Linked DNA regions of Mus musculus: region 2 is linked to region 1. The links are chromatin contacts, found by Hi-C or POLR2A ChIA-PET in ENCODE. All regions are on one chromosome and are shown on one strand. The core of a region is the stretch at or near the end of the contact, and the rest is flanking DNA. Distances in the headings are between cores, read along the strand shown.

What was found. A loop is a pair of places that touch in the nucleus more often than their neighbours do. ChIA-PET counts read pairs that join two places held with the same protein, here RNA polymerase II (POLR2A).
Region 2: a loop to region 1 is called in a map of heart, with 3 times the contacts of the local background. The contact joins the promoter of Rab43 here to the promoter of Cnbp in region 1. A Hi-C loop is called at or near these places in 2 of 37 maps with a recorded cell type or tissue (both heart). POLR2A ChIA-PET finds 5 or more read pairs at or near these places in 2 of 5 experiments (Patski and embryonic stem cell).

The regions. Positions count from the first base shown.
Region 1 is chr6:87,849,793-87,852,510 of GRCm38, forward strand. It overlaps Cnbp (cellular nucleic acid binding protein), which reads right to left and starts at 1,314. Exons shown (of 5, transcript NM_001347325.1): 1 at 1,112-1,314. It overlaps Gm44064, which reads left to right. Exons shown (of 2, transcript XM_030255689.1): 2 at 568-2,521. The coding sequence ends at 1,446.
Region 2 is chr6:87,810,432-87,813,307 of GRCm38, forward strand. Rab43 (RAB43, member RAS oncogene family) reads right to left here and starts at 1,348. Exons shown (of 3, transcript NM_001039394.1): 1 at 916-1,348. The coding sequence starts at 1,113.

The DNA of each region.
Region 1 (2,718 bases), core at 64-2,563:
TAATGCAGTCAGATTGAGTGTCGTGGTTTCTTGTCTATTTTGTGTCTTCAAGAATATTGCAAAAACCTAACCAGCCGATTGCTGTGCAATGTCTCCTTTTCCAAGACCCCCACCCCCACCCCAGATGTAGTCACTTCCTCTGAAAGTGCCTGGTGGCCGAGGCCATGTGCTTGACATGTGGCAACAGGCAAAAGGCTTCACCTATAAAATCAACACCTAAACCCAAGTGAGAACGATTAAACCGTCCTAAAACAGGTTTTCACGGTAATGAAAAATCTAGATTGATCTTTGCCAACTCTACTTCCGAGGCTTTCTTGTAATTTATATCCATTTAATCCGAGAAATATTGGCAAGGACTTCTGCCACCCTGATGGCCTTAAAGGCCTGACAACCTACGGGTCCTATCCACCCGGTTCCCGCTCCATTAAAAAAAAAAAGGGGGGGGGGGGGTGAGGGACCTAAGACTTGACTCTCATCGATCCAGGGAAAGGTGGTTTCTTTTGACTAACGATGTCGAATAAGCTGCTTAAGAATACGAACTACAAGAAATCAGGAGTTTGAATAAAGGTCGCCAGTACAGAGAACCGAATCCAGACTCCCAAGCCTTACAGCGGCGTGCGCGGGCTTCGTCACAGGCCAGGTCCTGAGGCCCCGCAGCCGCTGGCACATGGCCCGCCAGGCCTCCACCGGGCGCTCGGCCTGGGGACCTCCACCTCGACCAGGCTCTCGCCCCCGCCACACCGCCCCGTTCCAGGAGTTCCCGCCACACTGGCCCTCGGCGCTAGGCCCGCGCGCGACTCTCCTCGCCTCGGCCCCAAGGGCGCCGGGCCTCGTCGCCACACGGATGAGGCCTGCGTGGCCCTCGGGGCCAAGAGAGGGCCCCACGCTCCAGCCCTAGTGCCAGCGCCGCAGGACGGACAGGACGCCCGCCACAGTACGGCGGGCCAGAAACTGGAGCCGAGACGCCGCTCGGGCCGAGCCCCGCGCCTGACGCAGCAGGGCGCAGGCCGAGGTGCGGCCGCCATCGCGCCTCGCAGTTCCGGCCCTCCGTCCGTCTCGGCCGCACCAACCCCGCCACCTCCGTTGCGCAGGCTACACCCTCGCCTCTCACCTTCGGCGTCTGAGCTGCCCACAGCGGAGGAGACTCGGACGAAGAACCAAGAAGGCGACTCGCAAAGCAGCGGCTGTTTATTTTCAGGGTCCTTGCCTGCGCCACACGCGGGTCTGCACACGGCCCCACACACGCCGCTGCGCACGGCTCTCCTCCGCCTCGCCCACGGATCCAATCAGCGCAGGAAGCCAGGCCAGCCAATCAGAATCGCCCGCTGGGAGCGCGGCCTCGCGCGAGGGCGGCAGGGGCGGGGCGGACTGCTCCACGCCCAGCCTCTTCCGGCCCGCAGCGCTCGCGGCCTTCCCGCCCGTACCTGGGTTCCGTGTCTACGATGAGTGGTTCGCTGCTTTCCTACTAGCAGTTCGTCCCTCGAACCTTTGCTGGTTCTCTCCAGCCTACGGGGCTGATCCGGGCAGTGGTCGCAGCTTGCGGGAGCCAATCTCCCCCTGCCCGGCCTCCCCTAAGCCTGGTGGGGCTCAGAAGCAGACCAGGTTCCAATACACACACACTTAGGTTTGGGGGAAGGTCTTAGTGGCCTGATCATAGAAGCGGCTGTGGCTACCGTTACGGTCCATGAGATGCGTTTGGGTTTTGTGTTTCCTGGGTATAAACCGACAGCGCGCTGCTAGTGCCCCTGGCTTGCAATAGCCCCAAATGAAAATGCCTAATGAGGTTGAAGATGGTGACAGGTGATTTGTGTCACAACACTTCTTGTGACCCATAATGAATGACATCCCTAGGATTTGTGGATGAGAGGAGGCCAAGAAAGTTATTGCCTGGGCTGCCCCATTCAGGAGTGACCGTCGTTTGCATTTCATGGTGTCTCCAAAATAGATTGTGTGTGTAGTCATAGGTCCTCAAAGCAGAAGATAAATTTTTCCTGTAAGTCCTGGGTTTGATTCCCTAGCGTTACCACACACCCTGAAGACAATTTCTATATAAACTAAAGCATTCTAGAACTCTGTCCCGTTTTAATGATTTTTTTAATACAAACATGAAGAATCTGGAAATCTCAAGTCTCTTGAGTTCTAAAAAGTACTAAAATTTGTCTAGATTTTAGTTTCCGCTAGCGACTTACTCTTTAAACTTACACATGGGCCTGCAGAAATGACTTAGAAGTTGAGAGCAGCCAGGCGTGGTGGTGCATACCTTTAGTCGCTTGCACTTGAGAAGTAGAGGCAGTAGGATCTCTTGTCAGTCCAAGTTCATCTAATCTACATAACAAGTCCCAGGTCAGCCATAGCTACATAGTAAGACCTTTGGGCTGTAGATATGGTTTAGAAGAGCATTTGTCTCGCACAAGACTCTAGATTCCATTTCAACAGAAGAACAAAATGTTCAACCATAGTCAGACCCAGTCTCAAAATAAGCAAAAAAAAACAAAAACAAAAAACAAAAAAAAAAAAAAAACACCAGCAACAACACATGCTGCTATTGAAGAGAACCAGAATTCAGTTCCCAACACCTATATCCTACTAACAACTACATATAACTCCAGGTCCAGAGGATCTAATGTCCTCTAACTTAGGAGGTGCACATAAATATACCCAGCCACATACACATAAATCTTTGTTGTTGTTCTCGTTGTTTGAGGCAGGGTCTCTACA
Region 2 (2,876 bases), core at 98-2,597, 39 kb before region 1:
AAAAGACTCCCATCCTCGGGCTTCACGTCTGAAAACACAAGACTGCCCCCACCCAGTTCTCTTTAAAGCTGTCTTGAAGATCCTTGTGAACCAGAAACCGTGAAAAACGGCAAAGGATTTCTGCAGGGTGGAAATCAGGAAAGTTACTAAGAGCCTCTGTGCACAAGAACAGCGCTGTGTCCTGTCCAGGATGCTACCTTTTTTTTTTTTTTAGGGAGGACAGACACCTAGGTTAAGAAACTTGATTTCATTCATCACAAATATTATTTATCAAATCATTGCCAGGACATTGTGACAACCACATCCTGCTGTTTCTGCTGGGGTCATTGCCAAAGTTTGCTTCTCTCCCCCACCTTCCGGTATCTGTGATGAAGTTTTCGGTTTCTATCAACCCTTAGTCGGGGAGGCCCCCCACCCCCACCCCAACTCCGCGCTGGCCCTGGTGGAGTGGAGTTCCACCACCGGGTCCATAAAAGAGACCGCGGGGAGGCGTGGCCAGGGAGGAAATTCTGACAAAAACTTTTGGACCTCCGGTCCTAGCAGCCACTACTTCCTGGTCCCTCCCGGTCACGGGGATGTCGTTATTTGGCTGAGTGCTCCCCAGAGGGCCGCGCAGGGAAGGGTCTGTCCCGGCATGCGTGGCGCTCACGGAACGGCCCGCAGGTTGCCTTCCACCGCAAGTTGTTTCGAAGGAGTCCCCAGGCTGAGAGACGGGGGGGCGGGAGTGGGGTGCAGGCTTCCTCCTCCACGCTCTGGCCGCCCACTGTCACCACTCCCAGAGCCCAAGGTGGTGCTTTCGGACCTGAACCCAGCACGGACATCAAGGCCCAAGCCCGTTCTGAAAGAAGGGGAAGCCGAAGGACTGGCCGCGAACCGCCCGCCGGGAGCAAAGCAGCGGGCCGCGCCGCCTCCCACCTTGACCCGCTTGCCCTGGATCTCCAGCGTCTTCATGGTGAAGTCGACACCGATGGTGCTGCCCTGACGCGCCGAGAAGGCGCCGGTCTTGAAGCGCTGCACCACGCACGTCTTGCCCACGCTCGCGTCGCCCACTAACACCAGCTTGAACAGGAAATCGTAGTGTTCGTCCTGATCTCCCGGGCCAGGGCCCGCCATGGCTCCGCGGGAGTCCTGGGACGCAAGGGCCCGGCTTGGGCTAAGGACAGCCGCGGGCCGAGGTCCGTGTGCCCTAGCCGGCCCGCCGCCGGGCTACGTGGAGCGGCGGCGGCACCTGAACGAGCTGCACGGCGGACCGATCGACCGTCCCGCTCCGCCCCGCCCCGCTCCGCTCCGGAGCCCCGAGGACTCGGCTCCGCCCGGGAGCGCACCGCCCGGCCCTCCGCAGCTCTCTGCCAGCCGTCGGTGCCGTGCCGGCCCACGGCTACCTCAGGCCCGCTCGTGCGCCGCCTTCAGGGCGGGGCGAGCCTCCCTGATCCCCAGCACCGCCCATCTCCCGCCACTCCGCCTCTGGGTCCCGCCCCCAGGACCGCCCAGTCTCCCCCTCCCATAACCAACACCTCCTAGCCTGTCAGTACAGTCCCGACCCCCCAGCACTCCCTCTAAGCTTCTCACCTCCCCGATCCTTCTCCGAGCACCGCCCGCACCCCACCACGGCCAAAGCCTCCGACCCTTCTCTCAACACCACCCCAATCCCGCCCTCAGCACCGTTCTTTCTCACTTCTCAGCACTTCACTAACCCGGACTTAAGCCCGGTGCGGATTCGCTGTCAACAACGCCTTGATCCTCTATTTGGTCCTGACCCCGCCCTTAACATCTCTTACCCCGCCCTAATCCTCCGGAGCCTCTTGGCTTGGACCTCGCCTTAGGCACTGCATCCAAGACGGAAATCCACCCGCACCTTTTCGTAGCCCTGGAGCTAACTCCTCCCTAACGCCTCTCAACTCAGCTCTCCGCGCCTCTTCAACTCCGCTTCGGTCCGCTGCGCCCCCATAGCAGGCTTTGGCCCCTATTAGGTCAACAACTCGTTATAATCGCCAGTTCATCATTCCCTAACCTCATGCCCTTCTCAGCCGGGCCCCACGTCCACCCCTCACTGACATGCCTCCGTCCCTCGCCTGGCCTGCACCCAGTGGGGAACAGGCAAGAGTCGTTTCGGGGCAGGGGACAGCTATGGCTGACAATGAAGGGCTGATGAGGCAGAACACAACTCAATGTTCCCTCTTCGGAGAATGGAAAGTTCTGGTGACACACAGTAAAGGCAGCTTCCCTTAGGTGAAAAAGGAAGACAGAGGAAATGAAAATCCTTGAGGGCAGAATGGCCTAGAGTTCCATTTGGAAGAATTGATAGAGCAGACAGGAGTCCAGTCAAACCTGGGGTGGCTGGGAACAGGAGTCCTGGTCCCAGCCAAACACCTCCTGCACAAGGGAAACCTGTGAGTCAGCCAGCTCAGAAGTTTGGCCTGAGAAACCTGAAGTCACAGAAATGGGACCCAGATGTCTGTAAACAGTTTGAACTAGATCAAATAGGCCCCATCCCTAAAAATGAGAGAAAGCTGAGAATACTCTAGCTTCTTTGGACAGCCCCCTTAGGCCCTGCATGGCTATTTGATTCGATAGTTTTTTAATAATGGCTGTTGCAAGCCAAACATTGTTCTAGGGCCTTGAGATCCATCCATGAACGAAAGGCAAAATCCAAGACAAAATCCAAAACTTCCCCAGTAAGGAAGGGAAGAGGAAACTTAAGGAAAGCAGAGAAAGCAAGCCCCCAGGCACCATCTCCACAGGCCCTGTGAGCAGCCTCACTGGCCAAGTAGATGAAAGGCAAAGGCTGAACCTTGGAGAAAACAGAAGAGTTTGTTCTGAAACAGTTGGAACTCCATGGCTGTGAGAAATGCCCAGCAGTTGCAGCCAGGACCCCC